Regions from separate parts of the Mus musculus genome. Here regions 1, 2, 3 and 4 are each linked to region 5. A link is a loop called in an ENCODE intact Hi-C map of the cell type or tissue named here. Cell type or tissue: heart. All regions are shown on one strand. Region 1 overlaps Gm46743 (a long non-coding RNA gene). Region 2 overlaps Pkp4 (plakophilin 4). Region 3 has its middle 55 kb from the start of Upp2. Region 4 overlaps Pkp4 (plakophilin 4). Region 5 holds the start of Ccdc148 (coiled-coil domain containing 148).

The links. Hi-C counts contacts between places; a loop is a spot of excess contacts. Peaks named below come from ENCODE experiments on the same cell type or tissue, not always from the same donor. Only the 100,000 strongest peaks of a DNase experiment are listed, where the experiment ranks them.
Region 1: it touches region 5 in a loop (3-fold over the local background); 2 of 42 quality-filtered maps call a loop at or near these places.
Region 2: it touches region 5 in a loop (2.6-fold over the local background); 7 of 42 quality-filtered maps call a loop at or near these places.
Region 3: it touches region 5 in a loop (2.6-fold over the local background); 3 of 42 quality-filtered maps call a loop at or near these places.
Region 4: it touches region 5 in a loop (2.5-fold over the local background); 5 of 42 quality-filtered maps call a loop at or near these places.

The regions. Positions count from the first base shown.
Region 1 is chr2:59,399,940-59,404,939 of GRCm38, reverse strand. Gm46743 (a long non-coding RNA gene) reads left to right here. Exons shown (of 3, transcript XR_001783312.1): 3 at 3,408-4,202. Among named protein-coding and RNA genes, the nearest start is that of 5330411J11Rik, 16 kb to the right of the region's middle. In heart, no CTCF peak of the experiment used is centred here; DNase peaks (open chromatin) are centred at 2,849 and 3,839; H3K27ac peaks cover 723 bases.
Region 2 is chr2:59,283,575-59,288,574 of GRCm38, reverse strand. All of the region lies in intron 3 of Pkp4 (plakophilin 4), which reads right to left. Among named protein-coding and RNA genes, the nearest start is that of 5330411J11Rik, 100 kb to the left of the region's middle. In heart, no CTCF peak of the experiment used is centred here; a DNase peak (open chromatin) is centred at 2,144; H3K27ac peaks cover 1,575 bases.
Region 3 is chr2:58,697,922-58,702,921 of GRCm38, reverse strand. It overlaps a transcript of Upp2 not described here. Among named protein-coding and RNA genes, the nearest start is that of Upp2, 55 kb to the left of the region's middle. In heart, a CTCF peak has its summit at 2,809 (motif pointing left); a DNase peak (open chromatin) is centred at 2,791; H3K27ac peaks cover 415 bases.
Region 4 is chr2:59,228,903-59,233,902 of GRCm38, reverse strand. All of the region lies in intron 2 of Pkp4 (plakophilin 4), which reads right to left. Among named protein-coding and RNA genes, the nearest start is that of Pkp4, 71 kb to the right of the region's middle. In heart, no CTCF peak of the experiment used is centred here; a DNase peak (open chromatin) is centred at 2,152; H3K27ac peaks cover 757 bases.
Region 5 is chr2:59,159,539-59,164,538 of GRCm38, reverse strand. Ccdc148 (coiled-coil domain containing 148) reads left to right here and starts at 3,856. Exons shown (of 15, transcript NM_001372501.1): 1 at 3,856-4,192. Pkp4 (plakophilin 4) reads right to left here and starts at 3,689. Exons shown (of 22, transcript NM_026361.2): 1 at 3,411-3,689. In heart, a CTCF peak has its summit at 2,493; DNase peaks (open chromatin) are centred at 2,748 and 3,838; H3K4me3 peaks cover 3,244 bases; H3K27ac peaks cover 1,524 bases.

The sequences.
Region 1 (5,000 bases), 240 kb before region 5:
GCTCTGCAAACTCTGCAGCCAAATCTCTTACATTTGGCTCCTGAACAAAGGACTTTGAAGTAAAGAAGAATATTCCATAGGCCATCCCAGGAGTAGAGGGCACATTAAGAGCACTGTGAGAAGCAGAAAACATGGGAACCCCCTGACCCTGGAACTCCAGCAGTCAGAGGATTGGGACATTCTGCCCGGCCAAGGCTGTTTTATTTGGTATTGAGGGAAAGAAAGGATACAGACCCTGTGGAAAGAACAGTCTTGTCTGTCTACAGGAATGGATCCATGAAGGCTGCCACGCATATAGGTGGGTGACTTTGGATCATCATTTCTAGGCTAGCTAGCCCCACCCACCCACATCACTGAATTGAGTTTTCTGATATCACAGCTGGAAATCCTTGGTTGCAGTCTACCTGATAGAAGGTGTGTGTGTGTGTGTGTGTGTGTGTGTGTGTGTAAAGCAGAAGATTCATCAAATTATTGAGAGATTAATAAATGATATTCTGGAGGAGACAATTAATAAAAGACACAAACTTCTCTTTTTGACATTTTTTCCCTACTTTCTCCTAGGCCAAAAGCTCAAGAATTTGGGATTTAAATAATTGTTTTAAGCCAAGTCAATTTGAAGAGGAAGAGTTGGAGGTTTATAGACTCCCCCGGTTGGCATCGGGTTGCTGATTAATGGTGCTGAAGCCTGTAATTATCCTCCTGTCAGGAGGCCTAGCGTCCTCAATAAATCCAGACTCATCTGCCTTGCCAGGGCTCCAGAGGGGAGTATCTTGATTTATTTCCCAATTGGCACATAGTCTCTTTACTGTACCTTCGGGAGTGTTCAACTACTTAATGGCTTGAGCGGTCAATTTTCGTATTGCCTATATTGAGCAACCCGGGATGTAAATATCCTTGCCCACGACTGTGAGGTCAGGAATTGGGTTTTCTTTCTTCTTGCCTTTGCTGTTCATTTCTTTTCCCCTAACTAACCGGTTTCATTAGGAACCTAGGTGTGTTCGATTGACAGCCAGCTTACTACCCATCACCTCTTGAGTCTTTGGCCTTAATCTGAGCTAGCCTTGCTATTGCAGCTGAGAGGATACAATGGAAGCAACCGTGCACACAAGTTTCAAGGCTGGGCTTCAAGTGGCCTTACGTTCTTCCCTCTGCTCAAGGAGCCTGCCAGGTTTGAATTCTAGTGAATCAGCCCAGTCTTGGCTAAGGAGAGGCATGGGGCCTCTCCCTCCTCAACCCTTCCCCATCTCTAGAGCCTACAAGCCCTGAGCTCAGCATAGACCAGAAGAACCACCCAGCGGAGCTTGGCTTAAACAGTTGAATGATGGAGTGAATGGTGCACTATATAAATTGCTGTCTCAAGTTTGGTTTTCTGTGCAGTATTATCAGAGTAATAGAGAAATAGAGAAACAGTTTTGTCTCATAAGGAAGCTTGTGTCCACTGCCAAGGAGAGCAGTCTGACTACTATGCACTCGTACTGGCAAGTAACACGGAGAACTTCTTTTCATTGAACATCACCTGTATACCTGTCATGAGGATAGGCATTTATTTTATTTATATCACCTCACTTAAACTTTGCTGCAAGCCCCTGAACCTGACACTAGTATCATCCACTTTATAGATGGGGTTGCTAATGATGCTGCCTCCAACTAAGTCTCTGGCTTCTGCCAGCTCTGATGCCTACCTTTTAACTCATAACATAATTGAAGAATTAGAGGGAGGGTCATCTAGCCTTTAGGGGTAGCAGAGAAATCTTTCCTAGGGCATGGCCAGTTGGAGGGACCAGAGTCCCAAGTTCGCAGGACACCAAGTCACTGTGGCATGAGGGATTGTGCTCAGGAGTTGAAGGATACATGCTGGTGACAGACTAGAATACTCATGGCTCACTTTGGGATGGAGGCTAAAGAAGGCAGACCAGAACTTGGGAGAGGGGGCAGGGGTGCATAGGACAGAACAAATTTTGTTTACTTTGTGTAAGCAGAAATCTGATGGAGAATTTCTGCGTTCCATGGATTAAAAGAAAACAAAAGATACTTTTAATAGGAAATCAATTTCTCGTGTTGCCTTTTTTGTACCATTCTTGTAATGTGTTTGCTTATTTAACATTTATATTGCATTTGAATGTCTGTCCATGTATACACCCACTTGTGTTTGTATGTGTGCGCGCACGTATGTGTGTGCGTGTGCGTGTGTCTATGTTCAGAAGACTCCCAACTCAAGAGTCTGCATCTCTGGGCTTGTCCAGCTTTCTTCTGAGGACTCAGCTGGGTGAGGGAGTGGGGCATACTGTGATACCCATAGTGTTGGGTGACTCCCCATCTCCACTAACTAGAGTCCTTCTCTGTAAATGTCCACATGGGGGACATTGCTCCAACAACATTCGACTCTCTACATTTGCAGAACTCAGCTTAGTCTGCGAACTCCCTGCAAGAAGCAACCAGGGCTGCCCGTGTTTATTGTTTCTCACTGGAAGGGAGGTCAGAGGCAATAAAATCAGTGGCTGTGGGCACAACCGTGCCTGGGCTCTGCGGTGTCTCTGTGAGTTAAGTCACAGAACACAGACACCACTGCTGTCCCAGTTTCGTGCATGAGCAAGCAGACAAGAGGGGGCAGCTGTAGTCAAGGCCTCACAGCTGGGACGGAGCTGAGTGTGGGTTTGAACTGGATCATTTGGTTCTGGAGCCCATGATCTTAAACTCTGCTCCAATAATCTGGAAATTAAACCAGGGAGGACAATGACCTGGGGGCAGGAGGGGAAGAGGAATGGCTGGGTTGTTGTTCAGAGACCTTCATCGTACACTTTACACATTTCCGTAGTGTTTGGAGGGAACACATAACAGAGACAGTACTGCCGTGACACTCCTGTTCCTTCCTGTGGGCTCCACCCAAGGACGGGCTATGCTAAGTGCCTGCTGCTGGCCTCTGCTCTGCCTGATTTTCCCATGTCAGCTTCCCCTTATCTGATCTTCCAGGCTGCTCCAGATGCCCAGAGCTCCCATGCTGGGCTTGGACTGACTACAGAGACTGGCCACTGCCTGGACCTGCTGCTTTGGCCAAGATATGTGGTTTTCTGATGTTCCTGCCTCTCAAATCTACACTGTGGCCACATCTGATCTCTCAAGCCCTCCTGGTCAAACTGTAAAAGTGAACTCAAGTTAGAGAATAAACAGCTGGCACTGTTTCTCCCTTGCAGGTTATAGCTGGTGTTTATAGCTAGAGTGGCGGGCAGACATGGAGGCTGCGGGCACATTTCAGACTATAAAATCTCAGCGTCCTCAGTGTCAAAAAAGAGTCACTAAAACCGAAGAACTAGTTGCAGGGACACATTGATTTTGTTTCCTGGCAAAGCTGGTCAGACCAGTGATGTCAACCATAAAATTCCTTGCTGTCCTTTATCTCTTTCCTCTAGGAAGAACTGTCCACTCCTCTCACCGTGTGTAGAAAAGACGGGCTGTGATGACCATGGAGGCAGTCAAAGAGCATCTTTCAGACGATCTCCCTGGGACAAATGCTTCGTTTTTACAGTGTCATCCCATGCCTTATTTTCTGTGGTAGCGTCATCCTGTGCCTTATTTTCTGTGGTGATCTTTTGCCCCCACACTGAACTGTCCCCCAAATAAGAGCGAGTGGTCATTTCCTCCTCTGACTACTGAAGCACACAGCAGACAAATCTCTATTGTATAGTTCTGGGAGTGGGGACATGTTGCTCTTTTCTTCTCAGTCAATCCACTCTCAGGCTACTTCCTCTCTTGACTTGCACAGCAGCCTGTAATGGCTGAAGAGGAAGTGAGGGGTCAGGGACTAATTTTGATCCTCATCCTGTATTTAGGATTCTAGTTCCCCTCACCTCCCTAGAGGTCTTGATCTGGAAAACAAGTTGTTTTTCATGGAACAAAGGCTTCTGGGAAGCAGGAAGGGCATCCCAGTAGAGCCCTGGGTGGGGAAGTGAGCCACCAGTGAGCTACTAGCAGCCCCGTGGGTGATTTTGGTTAGGGAGGACAAAGGATAGAGATCCTGGAAGGCTGGTAGAGAAGGTTAGGCCACACCCACTCCTGTCAGGATGGGGCTCCAGGCAATATGACAAGCCTTTGGTCAGTACAGCTCATGTAAGAATACTACATTTTGTTGGACCATGTCACCTGCAAAATGGAGACAGTAATACACTCCTCTTGTAATCTATCTATCTATCTATCTATCTATCTATCTATCTATCTATCTATCTATCTATCTATCTATCTAATATAATATATATCAATATATACGTATATATGTGTGTATATATGTATATATATATATATGAGATAAAGGTTTACAAGTTACCAGAGTCAATAAAGTGCAAAGAATTATTGTTTCTCTCAGCCCTGCTGGGCATGCTCCATTAGGACAGAATGTCCCCCCACCCCTTGTTGTTTTGTTTTGTTTTGTTTTTTTGAGACAGGGTTTCTCTGTATAGCCCTGGCTGTCCTGGAACTCACTTTGTAGACCAGGCTGGCCTCAAACTCAGAAATCTGCCTGCCTCTGCTTCCCGAGTGCTGGGGCCCACCCATTTCTAAAATGCAGTGAGAGACCAGCCCCCTCCCTTGCAGAGTCTGAGCCCTGAGCTAGTTCTCTCAATATTTCCAAAGTGGCCACTCTGACAGGACATCGTTAGACGCCTAGAGAAGAATCTTCTGTTTGGTTTAATTTGGGAAACACTGGATGAAAAAGCTGGGCATGTTCTTTACCCAGGAAATTTACTGTGAGGATTTCTTGGAGTATGTTGAGGGTGAAGATCAAATACAGCTTGTCTGGGCACTGGAGAGATGGCTCTGATCTTAAGACCCTCTACTGTTCTTGCAGAGGACCTGAGTTTGGGTTCTAGCACCCGTATCAGGTGGTTCAAAACTGACTGTAACTCCAGATCCAGGAGATCCAGCGCCTTCTTTTGGACTCTGTGTGCAGAGTCCAGTGCATATGTGAGTACAGTACCTGTGACCTGTGACCTGTGCACATGGCCTGTACT
Region 2 (5,000 bases), 120 kb before region 5:
GGGGCCACTGGCTTATACTTTATGTATATAGAAAACAATTTCCATGTGAAAATATATTTGTTCACCTTTTTGCCTTTCTCTGCCATGGATCAATTGACACAGGACAGTATGACATTAGCAGACAGTGAGATAGAACACAGACTAGATGATTAAGCATTTGTATTATATGTATTTCCATTTTGAATACACTAGCTCTTTTATCATATGCACAATAATTTTGTCACAGGGCCATAAGTAATTTTATTTTAGAGATAAAACATGTTGGTGACTAGAAATGCTGAGGTCAAACCTAACATGCTACTTGCTATCATTCCAAAACCAGTGTGCCTAAACACTGAGACAGATACACGACACACACACACACACACACACACACACACACACACAGACACACACACAAGCAAAGTTATTAAGTTATTCCTTTGGGGTAAGAACATAGATTTCTTTTCTTTAAAATTTATGAAAGAGCTGTAACTCTGAGCTTAAATAAACACATAGAGCTCACGAAGGTCACCTGCCAGAGCTGCGGCTCTACACGCCTCTCTAACTCCTTGCCGTCTTCCCCAAGAATTAAAAGGTGGGAGGGACTTTTGCTTGGTGAAAATGTGTGTGATTGCCCCCCTTTCCATCATGGGCACAGCCGGTCACATGCCAGGGCCAGGACTCAGTTGCAAGCAGGGTAACTGCTCCCATGAATGGAGCCAATCAGCGAATACTCATCTTGTCTGCGCTCTGAGCCTGTGGCTCCAGCTAATGTGCTCTTTTACCGCACTGCAAAGGCACAGCTGGTGGTGGATGGGGAACTGCGAGCAAATCTCACTGAGGGCTACTTGCCTTGTTCCGGGTGGCAGGTCCCAACCGTCCTCCAGCTCTCCAGCTTAGAAAGTAGTTTCTTCCTTGCAATGAGTTTCTGTTTCTTAGAACTTTTTTTGTTTTGTTTTGTTTTGTTTTTCTAGACAGGGTTTCTCTGTGTAGCCCTGGCTGTCCTGGAACTCACTCTGTAGACCAGGCTGGCCTGGAACTCAGAAATCTGCCTGCCTCTGCCTCCTGAGTGCTGGGATTAAAGGCGTGTGCCACCACTGCCCAGCTTCTTAGAACTTTTGTTACTTCATTTTATTCACAAAATTAGTTCTCCAAACGCTAGGACTGATAATGCCTCACTGTATAGTTGTCAAAACAATCAGGTCTTATGTCAATATTAATACCTGCTGCTAACCAAACTGCCATCCAGAGCAGCTTCATAACAGCCCGTGCAGCTTTTACTACCATGGGAGTTTAACTTTAATGGAACGCTCTATAATGGCTTTCATCTTTGCAACTACCAACCTTATCAAGCCACTCTGGGCTTCTGCTCAGAGTAGCAGAGGCTGTGGCTGTGTGGCTCCACTCTGCCATGGGTCCAGCCTCCTGCCTGCCTGGCATACAGGAGACGCTTTAGATACAGTGTTCACAAAGTGTGAGAAGCACTGAGCAGTGCACTGCTCTGAGTAATGAGGTAAATACTGATGAAAGCCCTAACCGTGCTCAAGCAGATAACTTATTTCACCCTTTGTCACGAGGAGCAGGTACCAACATATTGTTTTGTATGGTTTTTTTTTTGGTTGTTGTTGTTGCGGGGAGGGATTGGGAAAAAAAAAATCAGACAAATAGCATCTGAGTGCTGAAAAGGCCTTAGGTACCCTAAACACAGCAGGGCATACCTAAGTCAATGGGAATCTTCAGCTAAAATCATCTTCCTATTTAAAGTAATGTACATAACTCATTAGGAAGATAAGCTAATAATGAACAATAAAAATAAGCCAAATTGCAAAGATATGCGGAAGAGCACAGATTACCCAGTTAAGCTGACAGGGAACTGACAATATTGTGTAGTAACTACAAGTGTGTGTTCTTCAGAACAGTGTGTTCAAAGTTCTTACTTTAACGGAGTCTCAAACTGCTCACTCTGTGACCCCAGGACGGAAGAACAAAATACACGGGATCTGAAATGCTGCTCAATGACTCACTCTGCTCTAGAGCCGTGAGAGGCAGATTCCTGGGAGAGACAGCAGAGGCAGCTTCAGCCGGGAAGGACAGGCCCACTTCCTTCCCTTTCTCCACTCCCCGCAACATCTATTCCTAGAAGCACTTCCCAACTGACGCTGGCTGCCTACCATGTGTCTACAGGCACTGTGCCCACAGGACTCCGCCCTGGCTCCCTTTCACGTCCCTTCTGAAGGTGCCAAGTAGCTTGTGTTCTAGGATCTTCCACTGGAATGTGAAAGACATTTCACACACAAGGACTGAATCATCCACAAGAGTTCTGTGTCAATAGGAAAATATCGTCATAATTTTAAATAAATTAACTAACCATCATTTAAATGGACGATTCATATGCTTAGAACTGTTCAGGCCAGGAGATGGAGAACAAATAAAAAGAAGATTACTGGCAAATTAACCATCAAAGCTTTGAATTTTAAGTAAAATATTAGTTTGTCTTAAAATTTATTTTAGGCAGGGACTATGCATTTTTTTGTGCTACATAAAATATATAGAAATCAATGTAAAATTCTATTCATATGGAATTAGTTTTCATTTGTAGATAAAAATGGTTTCTTAGAGTTGTACATTGTGTTTGAAAATCTTCCTGAATTTGGTCTTTTGTCAGGAAACTTGACAAAAAACTTGCTTGTTCATACTCTGCCAAGGCCTAAGGGCTGTCTAATGAGCAGGGTACAAGAAGTCACGTAAGAAGAATGAGTGGTGACTTGAGCTTTTGCCAGGGACACAGCCACTGCAGTGAGTACTGCCCTATGGACACAGGCACTGCAGTGAGCATTGCCCCATGGACACAGGCACTGCAGTGAGCATTGCCCCATGGACACAGGCACTGCAGTGAGCATTGCCCCATGGACACAGGCACTGCAATAAGCACTGCCCCATGGACACAGCCACTGCAGTGAGCACTGCTCCTGGCCACCAAGGCTTAGAATCTGGCTCATAAGCCTTGAGAGCCTATGAATCAATATGTAATCATCCATCTTTCTGCTTATGCAAACCAGGAAAGAAGGCTTGCTGGTAACTAAAAATCAGAACTGGCTCATCATAAGACTAACAAACACCACAGCAAGTCCTGTGAAATGAGCCCAGTATTTTCAACCCCACTTCATGCTCAACATGTTACAATTCTTTCCACTCTATTAGCACCATGGGTCACTCAGCCTGAAAAGTATGAGCTATTCCCTGCCCGGGGCACCCAAGTCTTTTCCACTCACACAAATGCTGCAGAAGCTCACGCATGGCTCTCACTCGGGGCACCCCCACTACCAGCGACATAGGTTGGGCATCCATCCTTTGATCCTATTTAGGCTGCAACATTCTGTCTTTCTTCTAATCGGTCTTCAAGGCCTTGACTTCTTATCCTTTCAGGCTGTCTCCTGCTGTTGCTACTGAGCTTTACCAAATAGCAATAAATGGGTAGCATTCCCCCACTGCTAAAGTACAGACAGACCCACAGAAGACAAAATGCAACTATCTGAGGGTCCCTTTGGTTTGCCCTTTCCCACACAAGCCTGCATTCCAGGAACTTGCAAGTACTTGAACTTGCCTCATGTGCCAAGCTGCTTCACACTTTGAATGCTATTTTGGGGCAAGAATGTGTGAAGCTGTCTAAAAATTCTTTTAAGACTTGTTCGAATGCCAGGGCTGCTGTTCAGGTACCATGTAACTACATATGTATGCACTGTATACAGGAAACTAAGCAGTCTAGTGAGGCTCAATTTTACTTTGTGTCACTTCCTATGAGGAGGAACATTCTCAGAAAACGCTCCCCCTCCCCTGCCTATCGTGAACCAGCTGACTGGGGAGGCGGTGGGGAGGTCACAGTGAAGACAAGAGTGGAGCCACAGACCCTCTGCCATGCCATCTCCTCACCCTTCTCAGGTCTGTGTCTATCACTTAGATGCAAAGAACTTTCAATGACTGAAGCAATTAACCATGGCCAGTAACAAATTAAGCTTCACTTATGCAAACTACTCCAGAAACTGTAAACACAGCGTGGGCCCTACTGTCTAAACTGACTGTGTACTCCTCGATGACCTGGAAGGTCCTTCAAGAAACAGGAATGGGAGTTGATCCCTTGCTCCTTTTCATCGAGAGCGTGCCCAAGCACTCACTTGTGCTTCTCATGATCACAACTGTGGTAGTTGTTCCTGGTTTCTAGTACCAGACCATGGACGGCTCTTATTGGGGGAGAGACTGTGCCCTGATTCCATCCAGAACTGAATAGGATACTGGAATGCCTCAATGGGAAATTTTTAGGGCTGTTCAATTTTAAAAGTAAATTCTAAATGATTTTTCAATCATTTTTTTTTTAAACAAAAGAGGCAGATTAACCATTTTATGATGCAGGTTTCTTGAATGTTGTTGGCTTTTTGCTGAGAATATCTCTTTTAAAATATAACACCTACAGAAAGACTAGAACTTCCCATTGTCAGGAGAAATTTCCCTTTAGTGTGACTCCCATCAGCCATGTCCTGGGCTCAGTTTACCCTACCACTTGGTATGGAAGAAGCAGGGCCTCCCTAATGCTCAAAGTTCTGATATTCCAGGAACTATTCCCACCCACCAACAGGTAACTGACCTATGCTTGGGAGGGGCCTCATCTGTAGCTTTTTAAAGGCAGATGGTGACTCATCCTCCGAGTGTCAGAACAAGTAGGACATCAGACAAAATTCAGCACCAATCTTGATAGTTTTTCTTCACCAAGCACAGATACTCAGCATCCTTACCTACCCTACCTAAGTAAAGAACAGCAAAGTCAATCAATAAGATAGATGCTAACAAGGGAGTGTTGCCTTATCTTCTTGAAGATCAAGGAATAGGGAAGGCAAACTGAAACCACCAATCCCTAAGAGGCTTGAAGACCCTGGTTTTAAAAATTCATTAGCCAAGGCAGGAGGAACTGCCTGAAGTCTGAAAGCTATTGTTGGTATTTAACTAAACTTCTGGGAAAGTCTTCC
Region 3 (5,000 bases), 460 kb after region 5:
GCTGTTCCAGCTCAAGGGTGAAAGAGAAGAGCCAAGCCCCTTCCCTTCTCTGCAGAATGAAATGACTTCTTTCTACAGCAGGCTGAGATATGAATAACTGAACTGGAAAAAAATATTAGTTGCCTGTCTACTGCTACTGCATAACACAAAATATATATCCTTCCAACATCTGCCCTGTGAAAACCTACACAAACACTAGCCATGGCTGGCAGAGCATCTCTGCGTTGGTACAGATGGTCCTTACTGGTACAATCAGAGTGGGGCTGTCCATATAGCCCGTTAAATTGCTAGCATTAGTATGCACTCATTCTAAAGACACAATCCCCTCATCCTTTTAGTACAAGTGGGATATTTCTTACGTTTCTGCACATACTGTAGCCATTTTGACAATCTGGCGGGTAAAAGGGCCCAGGAAGTGGAGCTGACTAAGAACAGCACATAAAGCTGGTGGGGTTGATGTAAATGAGAAGTTCTATATTCTGGACAGCTTCAAAGTTGGGAGTCTAAAGATAAGACGGGTCTGTAGACTGGAGGTGGAACACAAAGTATTTTCCTCTTAAGTGGCTGTTGAACTGAGGCAGAGAAGGGTCAAAGCAAGAGCATGTTTATCCATGTGTGGGTGTGTCCTCCGATGCTTTGGCTTCATGTGGACCTTTCAGCCCTGTGAACTTGCAGTCCCAAATCACAGCCAATAACACCTAAGATGTTACTGGAACATGATCTCGGTGCACTCAACATGTGTTGGGATCAGGTATTCTCTTGTCCTTTGTTATATATTCAGTTATATCCCCCAATTCTTCATCCAGAATATGACCTTGTTTGGAAACAGAGCCACCACATGGTAGCTACCCATCATATGGGTGGTCAACAGCCAACACACAGTCATACTGAAGTATGATGTTCTCTGCTTCTAATACGATGGAAATCCTTATTGAAATGATGGGTATATTAAGAGTGATGCACAAACACAGAAACCACCACTTAAAAACAGGGGTAGAGTCTGAAATAATAAAACCATAAGCCAAGGGATTGCTGGTTATCACAGGAGCTAGGAGAGAAATGAGGAACCATGCTCGCTTGAGAGGAACCTACTTTCTGACTGTCTGGACTCCTCATTTTGATAACGGTGAGGGCACAAACTTCCGGGTTTGGATGCTACCCTGTCTGTGGTAATTTTTTTTTTTACAATATCCCTAGAGATACTATATCTGCTTTATAAGGACCAACACATTTCTATTCTTTATGTCAGTTTGAAGCTTTCAGATATAAGAATGTATACAGAATGCAAGAAAATAAATGAGCTTGAAAATGGAAAATATTTTCAGCCTCATGTAGACTTTAGACAGAGCCAATATTTTGCTGGAAATGTGCCACCGTTTTTAAAGAACATACAGAAGACCTTGGGGTCTCCTTGACTGCCTATCTGGTACCTGTCAAGCATCAAGCAAAAAAATGAGAAATTCTGCCTGCACCCCCTTAAACTATTCACTATTCTTTCATTCATTCAATGAATATTTATCTTCTGCCCAGGGACAGGACACTGGCATGTTGAGGACTTAAAAATAACTGGCCTTATCTTCCTTTTCCCTTCCACAAGCATTTATATTCACAGTATCAGTGTCAAAAATCTATAGTTGATTGATTTTGAAGTTGTGTGTTTCTCTGTGCCTTCCCTACACCCGCTTATGAACAGAAAAGCTGGGAACACTTCTGCTCAGCCTTTACATATAATAGTACCTTGGCAATAGTTTATGTTGGAACATAGCTTTTACCTGCATGATATATTTCAACAACTGCTTTTAGTGTCAAATAAGAACACCTTGAGGTACACCGATCTCATTCCTGGAGTGCTAAATGGTGGGGTTGAAATTTTTGGCATATATCATCAGTAGATGGATCAGTTATACTACTCTGGTTATAAGACACCCATAATACCCCTACTTTTGCCCAGGTAGCCTCTAATGGGCCAGCCAGATCATAGTCTGGGCCCACTGATGTCTGAAGGATGACCTTATGAGCTTATGAACTGGGGAAGAGTCCTTTGATTGGAACCAGCACAACAGAGAAGGCTTGGATGCTGGTCAACAACTAAAAACCAGACCGACATCAAGGTCTTGACCTCCCTAAACACAGGTCTTTAGTTTTATTATATCTCTATGTGCTGCCTCTGTAAATAGCAGTCTTCTGATAAATGTTGATCAGACAGAGATATCACTAGGCAAACAGCCTTTCTCCATATCTTCCCATCACGTGTTCCTGATCACCCACCGATACAGGGCCAGAAATGCGGGGGCGGGGGAGGGAGTGCTGTGAAAGCCCTGGTGACCCCAGGCTTCCAGTGTGCACAATGTTAACTGGTGCAGGACTGCCTCTGTGCAGAATGGAGTTTCCCAGGAGGAACAGAACGGTGCAGGGCTCTCTCCAGTGACTGCAGTTTGAGATGTCCACTAGGCGGAGAGAAAAATCCTAAAACTGGTTTAAACAAGCTTTTCCTTAGAGAAAGGTCGAACTGGACAGCCCCCTGTGGCACAGGAACATACACAGGCCACCATCAGGTGCCCCCAATTCTCATCCGTCACTGTGAACTTTTCAACTGAGTTTAGAAGCACTAGGCTCGTGATACATCACAGTTATCTCTAGGAAGAAGAGGACTTTCAGTTCAGCTTCCAAATCTCTTCTTTGGGAGCCTTGCCACTCAAGGCTGCTCCAGACTCTCAGGCCCTGAGGTTGTTTACACAACGATGGTTTGGGAAGTATACACAGGCTCTTGCATCCAGGCTTCTTTGAATGTGCTGACCCCTGCTGGACACTTTTCGTCTCTCTTGTAACCAGTTGAGCTGAATGAAGCCAGACTGTCTCTTGAGGTTGATGGAGGGACTGCCTGCCCATCACACAGGCCTCTTCTCCAGGGAGAACAGACTTGCATTCCCGTCCAAGTTCAAAGGCAAAGTCCCTCAATGTGCAGGCATGAGCGCCAGGCAGAGCAGTTCTGTGCTAAAGACTGGAATCGGAGACCTTGCTCAAGCTCCTGCATTGCTATGTATTTTTTTCCTACCTTCACAAAGGCACAATGTGAGTCTAGACTTGAAAAGCATCCATTTCAACATTTTAAGCTTATCCCGGTCGTGGGTCCCCTGGGCCAGGAACTGCTGCATGACAGGGTCTCTGTTGGCTTGGGGCAAATCCTGGAGGAAGGAAGGGCAGCCCTTGTAGTCTCTGCCTTTTCTACTTAAATCACTGGCTACCCTTGGCTGCCTTCTGCCGCTTCTCCTCCTGCTTTGAGGTCAGTGCACTGCTATTAACAGGTTGGGATAAAGCAAGAGATAGAATTGATTGGATCCTGGAGAAACCGAATTTTGAAAGAGAGCCTCGGGGTGAGATTTATGCTAACATCCGGTGAATTCACCCTAGTAGTGTCATTTTAATCCCTTGAACAGGCTCATGAAGAAGCTACTTCAGAAAGGGCGCTTCTACATCCTCTTAGAGGGTACTATATATACAGGGAAGCTGTCTGTTTTTGTATGGAGCAAGTCTACTATTGCTGCCAACTTGACCAAGAAATTAATTGACCATTGTGGGGAACATCTGCCAGACAGCCCATACCCAGATTTCTCTCTTCCTTGCCCTCTTGCTATGTGACCATTGGACTGCTTATTGGAGAAGATCCAGATACTGAATCTATAGTTCAGCATACCTAATGTCTATACCAACCCATCCCACTGGGAGTCACATCGAAGAGCTGTGTCTCATCCCAACTACCTTCCGAACAGAGAGCCTCACTAAGGTCAGGAGAAAGGTGGGTGCTCTGGGGGGAGCAACTGCAGAGGCCAGAACAGACTTGTTCTCACTGTGGCCAAGGATGAGAACAGAAGGCCTAGTTGGAATGGATAGCTATACTCCTCCATACAGGTGAGGCCACCTTCGATGGTGATCACCTTCATTTCAAGTGAGAAAAACCAGTCTCAACCCGCCCCCACCACCACCACCATCCCTGGGTCCTCTTCCCTTCTCCACAGTGCTTCAGGCCCGACTTTATGGAGAGCCCTGAAGTTTAAGTTCTAATCACCAGATGTTGCCTCCCCGTGCTGCCATAAATGACCTCTGGCTTGCTGGAGGCAATTACGCAGCATGTTTCATGGGCTTAGGAATGAGAGGCTGATGCTGGAAAACACCGAAAAGAACGTGCTGTTTCTCTTAGAAGCCTGCTAGGACAGGAGCTTGAAGTGATAAGAAAGGTCAGGAAACCGCTACGTTATATTTACCCCCTGCTCTGACTCGGGGCCTCTCCATGGCTCTTCATAAAGCAATGTGTGGTGTCTGTCCGATATAAAGGGCACTGCTATCAGTAACTCAAAACTGGATGAGAATTTTCTCCACCAACCTAGCCTTCAAGGATTCTCGAATCCTGCCTTCAAGTGGATCCGTAAGCCACTTCTACATAAAGCCCCGTCTCTCCTCGGCATGCGCACCATAGCATAGCCCCATCTGCAGCCCGTGAGTTGCGCAGTCTGTCATGCTTAGCCTCATCCTTGCATGGCTCCTACCATGTTCTGCCTGCTAAGAAAACCTCCCTCCTCCCTCAGGGACTGCTCTCAGTACCTCCCCTGTTCTGTTCTGTGCCATGTAGTTCCTTAAACTGTTGTGCATACACACACACACACACACACACACACACACACACACACATATATATATATGTATATATATATATGTATATATATATATACATATATATACATACATATATATATATATACATATATATATGGGTTTTTTTTAATCCTCTCCTTGAAAGGAAGCATTTTCACCAACCACGGAACTCTAAGTTTAAGGAAGTCAATATGGGGCAAATGATACAGCTTAGTGATGGAGCACTTGCCAGACTGCTCAAGGCTCTCGGCTTGATTCCCCACTACTGTGAAATTTACAGTAAGAACAGAGTCAGGCAGATGGCTCCGCGGGGGAAGGCACCTACCATCAAGCCACACTACCTGAGGTTC
Region 4 (5,000 bases), 69 kb before region 5:
AAGCTCCAGGCCAAATCTTTTTCTGCCTCTGTGGGTTTAAAGCCCACGCCTGGCTCTCCCCATAACCTGTGCCCTCCTCAATGCTGCCCAGCTCACTCTGCTATATTTACCTCCTCTCCTGAGCTGCACAGCTTGAAAGGAAATCTTTTATCTCACAAGTGAGATTTGCCAGAACCTGACACCTCACTTGAGCTGCCTACTGCGATGTTACGATGTTACGTTTCTTGGCTCCTGCCCTGAGCTGCTACTTTCTCCAACCCAAATCCCACATTTCTCTCCTGTAGATGGAGAAGGATGGCCGACCAAGTTGCTTGTGATGACTTTGTAAAGAAAGACTGCCAAAGCATGGGGCTTGGGGCCTATGGGTAATGCCTGTCCCTTTGGTACGCAGGTGCCGTCATCTGAACATTTCCCTACAAGCGTCCCGAATGACCTACACGAGACACAGTGGCACATCCGACAGTGGTGCCAAGTCTGAAGAAACACTGCCTGAGCCAAAGATGACAACGCAAAATAAACTGAGAAGTGGCTCGGATGGCTAGGGAATCTAAAAGTCATCCCTTCTTGACATTCTTCTTGTTCTCATCTATGCAATTCAAAATCTCTTATAAGCCAGGGATGGTGGCAAGGATCCCTTACAGCCAGTTAGGGGTCATTTTCAACACAGCTATCCTCTGTCGCAAACAGCAAACAATTCAAAAAATAGTGTGCTTTATATAGAATCCTCTTCTTAAAATCCAATTCAAATAAAACAGAATAATGGCACAATTTCAGTCCACAATTTAAAATAATCTGACAGTCTAGTACAGAGAGTTTGATAGCCGGTATTCAAATGTCGACATCTATTTGCAGATATAATCTACTGAAGAGACACAATTTAAACTGAATTTAATTCTTTCAAGATTCAAATCAGCAAAAACAAGCCAATGTCAGTATCTACCTCAGCTAAAAATATGGTTCAAATTTTGCAGCACTGTCAAAGGCATTGCATATAAACTCTCTTTAGTTGATGACGAGAGATTGAACACGCAGAGTAAAAATTGAGCCATGGGGATGAAGTGAAGACGGTAATCATAATTCTTAGCATTTATGTAGAGATTCTGCCTTCATGGAATTTTCATAAGCATTCAACTAATTAAATTAGGCAATGCACTTGTGGAATGTCATCATGAGCTTATAACCAGGAAAAAGGATGGCACCGGGCTTGACTAGATCACAGTCCTAGGGTGTAGGTATATTTGCATATCTATGTATTTATATGAGTGATTATAATTATTCATAGATATGGCTAGAAACTATGAGTTTAAATAAGTACAAAGACTATGAGTCAAATGCGGGTTTGAGGACACTCCAGGCCTTTGCGCCTGCGCAGCCCCCCATGACTGTTGCACTGTTATAGGAAAAGCACTAGGGTAGGGAGGTTTGAGTAGAGCGTAGAATACTTGCCCTCTGGCAGATCACAATTTAATATATTAAAATGTAAACGCTCTTTCTCTCTGCACTTCTCAGATACACTTTCAGAAAGCTTTGCTGGTGACAGTGTATGAGGAGCATGGGGACAACGAGAGAACGGCTTTCAGCCTCAGCGGGATGGAGAGTGGAGGCCTCGATGTCTGGCAGGGAAGTTGTTCCCAGAGGAAGGTGTGTGTTCCCAGGCTTTATGGGTGACTGGAAGCAATGCCCAAGTGGCTTGTGTTTGGTGCCGCCAAAGTGAATGTGGAAGACATGGGTTAGGTCTGTTCACTTTTGTACTCAGGCTTGCGACAAGGGATCGATCTGGGTGTCCTGTGGCACTGTGCAGTCATGGGTGAAGGACAGAACTGAATCCCAGTCCTGTTGGGAGAGGCCTCTGAGATGTGTAAGGGCTCCAGGTGGGACAGTGGGGCTTCATCAACTCAGCTCCATACACCCAACTCCACTGCTGTGGCTCCCCATGTTCACCAGCGGGTCACGAGGGCTGTATACATGCAACTCCTGGCATGTGGCGTGTTTCCATAGGCTGTGAACGCAAATCCTCAAACTAACAGTTCTGTGGGTGACAGCTGAGGTAGAGCGGACGCAGAGATACTTCCTGCCTCTGTCTAGTTAGCCACATGAGCCGGCTTCTAAGTGTGGGTCAGCCTCTTGCCACACGCACTAAACTGCTCAAAGCCCAACCACCACTCTCATTTCCTCTTGTGGCCCATCTAACAGCACAAGGAAACACATGGAACAGGCATCTGAAGGTGTAGCCTCCCTCCCATAAGCCTGAAGCAGGCTGAGCCAGAACTTGACCTTGCTGCCACTAAGGAGATTATCTAGGGTGGAGCCTTCTCCCTAGATCACTCTATTGTTTTGCCATTGCTACTGCTCCTCTTCAAGATACTGCTACCTGCTGAGAGGCCCTGGAGCTATTCTGGAGACTATATGCCATATCCTGCATGTCATCACCTGCAGCTGGTTCCAGGCTCCAAGGATGAATTGTCGGGAATGGGCTTTCCCCCCTCTTTTATAAAGCGTGTCTGCCATTAAAAGTTTGAACCTTTGAACTAGCTTGTCTTGGTTCCATTATTTCTCAATCCGCCTAGGCTCCCTCTTTTCTTCCAGATTCCAAGATGCCTCCCAGGCTCAAACCCGGACATGTGAGCCGCTGGCCGGCCCCAACACGAAGGGAGCCTGGAGTGGTGAAGAGAATGTTTACATGAAAGCAGCAAGTCTCGGTGTCCATTCAAAGCATTTGAAGCCTAAATTACTCTGAGCCTTATTTCTTAGTATAATACACCCCAAATGAAAATAACTGTGCTTTCCTTCTGCTGGTTATAATAGCATAACAATGTTTTGAGTAACAATTTCACAAAATGATTTCTGCATTTCTAAGGTTTTTACTGCTCAAGGGTCTCAGGCTGCCCCTCTGAAGTCAGCCGACTAAATTTCCCTTCCCTCTTGTCTTTTTGAAACGGGGATTCTCTGAGTAACCCTGCTGCCTTTGCTTTGTAGACCAGGCAGCGACTAACTACTCTCGCCCGCCGAGTGGGAGTGGCTTACAACCTCTGTGTAGCTAGGCATGCTTTGCTCCAGTTAATCAGTGGCCATGGTCAAGAGCTCGGCTCTGTGACTGGTGCTGGGTTGGAGGTTATTGTGGGAGACAGAAGCAGACCCTAATTGCTTGAGTCCCGTAGCCCGCTATGGCTACTTAACACACTTAGATCTCAGGTCTGTCCTATTTAAAAGTGCAACAGTCATAATAGTACATGTGAGTGCTTGTCTATCTGGAGGTACTTACTATAGTCAAAGTTATTTCTTATAGTTTTGCTCACACAGAGTAAAACTGGGTGATTTTTAAATTTAAAACTAAAGTGATTAGTCAAATGATTTTAAATGATTTAGTCAAAAAGTATTTCCATACTCTGATCTGAGTATACCAGGTGTTCCACTGGGTACTGAGACTAAATGTTGAAGAAGATAGATACATTTTTTTTTTCTTATAGATGTTTGTGATTCAAAAACTTTTTCTGTCTAACTATAATGAGTATTTTAGTTTCAATTATACTTTGAAATTTACTCATTTCCAGTTACAAACTGTAAAAGAAATAATTTTCAGGCAACGGTGAAAATTGTGTTCAACAAACGCATGAATGTAACTTGAGATTCTGAGTACTTTAGAGAGAAAACTTTTTAGTTGTTTAAAAATATTCAAATTGAAAAATTCTGTATTAGTATACTAATTTTCCCAAATATCGAAACAAAAGAGTTAGGATCTCACAGGAACATTGATTACTTGGTATATTTAATGATTTCCATTATTATTTTATAAGAACATAAAAGCTCAAGACTGAGTTTATGAAATTTAATCAATATTTATAAGATTCAGAAAAATCAGTATTTTAAAGCTTAAAGATAAAATTAACTCAAAATTACTTTAAAATAGACTCATATTGGGGCACAAGAAAAGATTCCGTTCTGTCCTCTGTAGTACTTTCTTATTTAAAACAAGCAAGACTATGGTCCCAGGAATACAAGAATGAAAGTAATGATTCCGATTCTGGTCTTTTACAGCCCACCAACTCACCAGCAGCCCAGCCTGAATCAGACGGTGTGGATGGCAGCGTCCCCACTCCGTGTCAGGGCTCTTCTTCTCCTGCGACCAAGGCTGCTGGCTGGCGATGGTTCCTTCTGCTGGGCCCACAGCTGCTCACTGGAGTTGCAATTCTCAGTTTAGAGGCAGCCAGGATCAAGTTCCATCTTCCAAAGGGATGTGTGTGCTGCCTAACAGGTGACCTATCAGAACTGGACGCTGTCTGCTCCAGAGATGGGAATGACAGCAAGCTCCCTGGACCGTTTCATGACTGAGGAATCTATTTCCATATTGTTTAGCCAAAGTATTGGGAGGCCTCCCTGTCAACAGATGCAAGAGCGGACAGCTTTCTGACAGGATGGGCTGTTAGTGCTTGGCTGCCTCACTCCTACTCCACACTCAGAACCACCTGCCGGAAGCTCCTGCTGACACAGCAGGACTGACAGGCCTTCTGGCCCATCTCCTTTCTGCAACACTTTTTTTCTCTGAAGCTGCCTAACACAGGGCACTTGTGGGGCTGTAGGAGACAGGTTTCCGACTCATGCAGTCCTCCTGTGACTGGGCATGTGGTCCTGACTGGTTTCTAATCAGAACTGGAAGTTCAGTAAGGAACAAATACAAACTGAGCATGTATTAAGAAGCAGATCACATTTCAGGAAGAAATGCTTGGGTTGTGTGTTGGATAGTTTTGTCAACTGTGACACAAGCTAGAGTCACCTGAGAGGAGGGAGCCTCAATTATGAAAATGTCTCAATAAGGTCAGTCTGAAGGCAAGCTACTAGGAACTTTTCCTAATTAGTGATTGTGGAGGGCCCAGCCTATTGTGGGTAGTACCATCCCTGGGCTGGTGGTTCTCAGTTCTATAAGAAAGCAGACTGAGCAAGCCATCTGGATCAAGCTAGTAAGCAGCACCCCTGTATTGTCTCTACATCAGCTCCTGCCTCCA
Region 5 (5,000 bases):
CCGCCTTTCCCTTCAGTGCAGAAAGGCACTATAGCTTATTTTCCATATGGAGGAAGGAATTACTCCCAGAAAGCTGAAGGCAACTTTCAACATGACATACAACTCCATGCATGTTTATGCTCTAGAACAAGCCTACAACAACTAAAAATGAAAGTTGTTTTCCATTTTACACTTAAGCAAGGAGTTACTTCCCAAAGTAAATTAAAAACATTAGAATATATACGCCATTCTCAAAATATCTTGATTTTGAAAGGAGTCAATTGAGGGACATAATTGTGCCAGGTGGCTGGCATCAAGCTGGCTATGAAAATCTATTTAAATAGATCTCTGGATATTGACACATGGGATAAAAAAAAAGCTTTCAGTTTAAAAGATGACAACAACTAGATTTTTAAAAATCAACTTAAGTAGTTTAAATTTTTACAATTTGTTTTGCCAATTTGTAGAGAAGGAATAAAATTGCAGTTCTGATTTAATGCTGACTTCATCTAAATACTCAAGGTTATATGATTACTCAGTTGTTTTTTATTATTACACTGAAATTGGTAAAGAGTTCTTTCAACTTATGTTATGTCAGATCCACGTACAGGATTCTCTTGGCTTACGCAGCTTGTATGCAGCAACCATGTGTATGGCTTTCTCTCGGGCTCACTAGCATCTGCTTCCTTCTTTCAGGCTTGCCATCATTTTCTTGCTACCTTATCTCCACCCAAAACCAGAGGTAAGAACCAGCAGAATGCTCAATCCCTCCCAACTCAGGAGCTTCCATATGGCATACAGCTGCCAACCGCAGCACCTCTCCTTACATAATAAAAGACGGTAAGGAGGACCTTTCCTTTGGTCAGGATAGTTTTATATTCACAATGGTTCTAGATTATGAGCCTTCTCTCTAAGTCTTACTAACAAACACGATGTATTTCTAATTGAATGTCTGCTCTTACCTGAAGCAGGCGAGACTTATCTGCTCAGTCAATCATGCTCACGTGCACTCTGTATATCTGAACAAAATCTTTCCTTTCTGGTGAATCAGAGAAAATAAATTCCCGTTTACATTTTGGGGAGCAAGAACAGGGAATGCTTGGGACCTCAGGCACGCTAGGTAAGTAAGCCTCAAGCCTGTGCTGCAGAACGGACCTCCCCTTTCTAGTTAACTTTCTAATTTTCATGTCAAATTAAACAACCAAGAGTTAAACTGTTATAATGTATCGTTACATAATAAAAGTTTCCTGTAGCCATTTACAAACTCCCCAAATCCTCTGCATTGTTACTGTAGGGGAATTAAACCTCTAAATTAGAAGGTTCACTGACTACAGGCATACCTGAAAAACAATGTAGCAAGCCAGAAGACACAACCTATCATTTCTTCTCCCTTGGGTCTTAACTAAAATGCCTGCAGACTTTTCAATGCCCTTGATGCATGCAAAGTAGGGGTCAGAAGACAGGTGACTGGTTGAACTACTGGCTTATTTTCCTGAATCTGAGGGAAAATAACCAAATGCAGAAGGTTGTCTAGTGCCAGCAACCTTCAAAGCAGACTGTGGAATGGAAGCACACACCGTATGCCTTCAGCCAGAAACACTTCCTCCAGACATTGTTCTTGCTTTCACCATACCATTTCCCACAACTGTTTCTTAGGTATCAGAAATGCTCCATGGGATATACTCCATTTAAAAAGAGACAATTTCTTCTACTTTCTCAAAAGCAAAAACCTAACCCTGGTTCTGGGAGAGCATCTGTCAAAATTTTGCTTTTCTGTATTAATTTAGGAAAGAAAGAAAGAAAGAAAGAAAGAAAGAAAGAAAGGAAGGAAGGAAGAAAGGAAGGAAATGTATACTAGTCGTTACCAATTTTATACATATTTACCAATCTTTATAAGTTGTAGGACTGTGCTTTTTATTCAGTTAAACTGAGTGACAAAGAAAGAAATGGCGCTTTCCACTAATAAATTACATATTGAAATATACATGACTGTGATGTCCCCGGGTTACTTGCAGTGGTAACTTACACGCCCCGAATTTAACTGTACCAGACAGTTCTATCTGTCCCATCGCTGGCCAAACACTGCTGCTCTGTTACTATTCATTATGTATTATACGAGGCCTAAACACAGCCCAGTATGACGATGGAAAATATTCCGATCCTCATGACAGCAGTGATGCATTCAAGATCTCTTGCAATACACCCCGGACCTGGAGCACTAAAAGACATTTTCTGATACAGCTAAAAGATGTTGGCTGCAAGCTTACTCAAGAACATTCGGCCCTGTCTCTGCTGGTATTCAGAAAACCCTGGTTAAAAAAAAAAAAAAAAAAAAAAACCACGCACTATCCAAATCTTGCAAAAGCAAACTTGCCAAGAGCCTTCTGCAACGATCAATAATAACCTTGGGTACACTGACACCTAAATTCACGGTCCTGGAGACCAATGCAGCAAAAAATCCAGAACCATAGGCTGGAGCCCCAAGAAAACTACCGCGCTTCCCTCTCCACCGCCCTCTGCCGCAGGGAGAGAAGCGGAGGCAGGAGAGTGAACGAGGCTTACCAGCTCTGAAGATGCGCCGTGACCTCTGGCTACGCGGCGAGATCAGGGCCGGGAAGGCGCTAGTGCGGCCGCGGCCCGTGCGGACTCTGTCCCTGGTGCATTCCTTGCATTCCAGCACAATCTGTCGCCAGCCTACAAGCTGGCAGCGCGCGTCGCCCGTTGGACGCACACACCTGCCTATCGCGGCGCCCGGAGCAACCGCGGCGCCTCCGCTGCCCGCGCTCGCCGGGTGTCGCACTCAGTCACTATGCCGCCAAAACCCGGTCCCGCCGCTCGCCCTCTCGTTTCCCAAGGAGTAAGAGGGGACAGGGACCCACGACCCTCCGTTGGGTGCAGCTGCTCGCTCTAACTCCTGGCAGCGCGAGGAGGCAGTGCGGCGCGGGAGGGCAGCCTGGAGCCTTAAGGCTGGGGCGCCCGCTAGGGAGGAGCGTGCGGTTTGCAGCTGCAAGCTGGGAGCCCTGGACCCTCCGGGCGGTCGTCACGGGCACCAGCGCTGCTCTGGGGGCCCGGGCGACACGCCGGGCGAGCGTGGGAGGCACGGCTGGCGGTTGCTTCGGTGGAGCGAGGGACGGACACACAGACGGCCGGTCCCGGGCACGACGGCGCGCGGGAGCCTCGGGGCTCAAGTTCGAGAAGCGGTGGCGCGGTGCGGGAGGAAAAGCGGCCGCGCCGAGCTGTGCGGGGCAAAGTTGTGCGCCGCCGGGGGGAGGGGAGAGGCGGGCGGGATGGCGGAGCACGCGGCGGGGACCGAGAGATCCGAGCCAGGGAGCCGCGGGGGGCGCCTGGCCGCCGCCAGGTCCCGGCTCGACGCGCTCTGGGCAGCTAGCACCCCAGAGCCCCGAGCCCTCCCGCCAGCCCCGCGCACTTACTTTCCAGCTCAGGCGGAGGCCGTCGTCGCTCCAGGGACCAGGGACATCCACGCCGAAGGGTCGCCGCTGCGGCACCGGAGCAAACTGGCCGAAGTGCGGCAGCCTCGCCGCTGCCCTCCCCTCCCTCCCCTCCCGCCCCCTCCCCCGAAGAGGCTCTCCCACCACCCCGGTGGCGGCGGCAGCTCGCCTCTACCCCGTGCCCATAGTGCCGCCGCCGCGGCCGGCGTCCACGCGCACTCAGCCCCGGAGCCCTCTAGACTGCTCAGAGGCCGCCGCCCCGCCGCCAGCCCGCCCGCCCGCCCGGCCAGTCCCGGCACCCGGGAACGTCAGCACGCTGCCGTCCCCAGACAGGCTCCGCGCCCGCCCCATTGGGCGGAAGGAGAGGGCCGGCCCTCCCCATTGGCCCGGCCCTCATATTGAACGAGCCAATGGGAGCTGCGGTTTCAGGTCGCCATGGAGACCGATGCTGTTAAGAGCTAGAGGGCCAGGAGAAGGTGGGGAGTGAAGATGAAGGTGTCTGTAGCCTCCGGCGCGGGAGGGGGTGGGGGGAAGGAGTATTAGGGGATTCCCGGGAGAGGGCTCTGAAATCGGGCGGGTCTTGCTTTTGAGTATTGCCAAGACTCTGCATGGTAGGGCTTGTCCCCAGCGTCAAAGGCAGAAACAACTGAGCCCCCGGACTTCTACTTTACATTGAAAGCTCAGGAGTGGGCGTTTCATTTTTCCTGCATCTGGGGAGCATGCGAGGCTATATGCATTTTGACCTTTGAGATCTGTGCAGCCCGGTGAGTTTCCACTCCATTCCTTAAATCTCTGCTTCTTCCTGACGTCACAGGGTCACTTGAATTCTTTCTCCAACCACTCCCCCTTCCCTGAGTCTACATTTCCTCTGATTTTTGGTTCTTCCAGCCTATAACCCCTCCCAACGAAAACAGGATTTCTTGCACGTGGTATTTTGGTAAGGAAACTGAGTGGGGTTGTACTAAAGGACCAGCCCGCAACAGAATGAGTTCTCTGCTTCCCAAAACAGCAAGTCTGATCTCTCCTCCGCCCCTCCCTCTTGGACTATGTGCTTTCTGTGCTGAGCTTGGCAGGTGCATGCTCTTCCCAGTTTGTCTGAGGCTGGAGAAGTGCCAGAATTCATCCCAATGATTTCTCAAAAAGAAAAAAATAGATTACAAATGATGGATTTTTGCTTTCTGGCAGTTTTCCAGATTAATACTAAAATCGGTAAGGAAATGATGAATTGGGACAGGGGAGCATTCGCACCCAAATCTTGACCTTTAATAATGAGTGCTCTACTTTCATTTTAAATCATTTTGTGCTAGTTTGCTCGTGCTAATTATTTTTGATGAGTGATGTTCATAATTAGATGGTAGCTATTAATCTGGAACTTTTACACATGATATTGCTTCATAACATATTTTAAAAATAGTACCACTCTAGCATATAGCCACCGATGTATTCATGTTTCTTCTTTTGGTGGCTTTGTTATTTTCATAATATCCTCTTTAGTAAAAAGAAAAAAATATTATACTATCTCCCTTCACAATAAGGGATATTAATTTTCCTTGTTATATTTTGTGGGGAAAG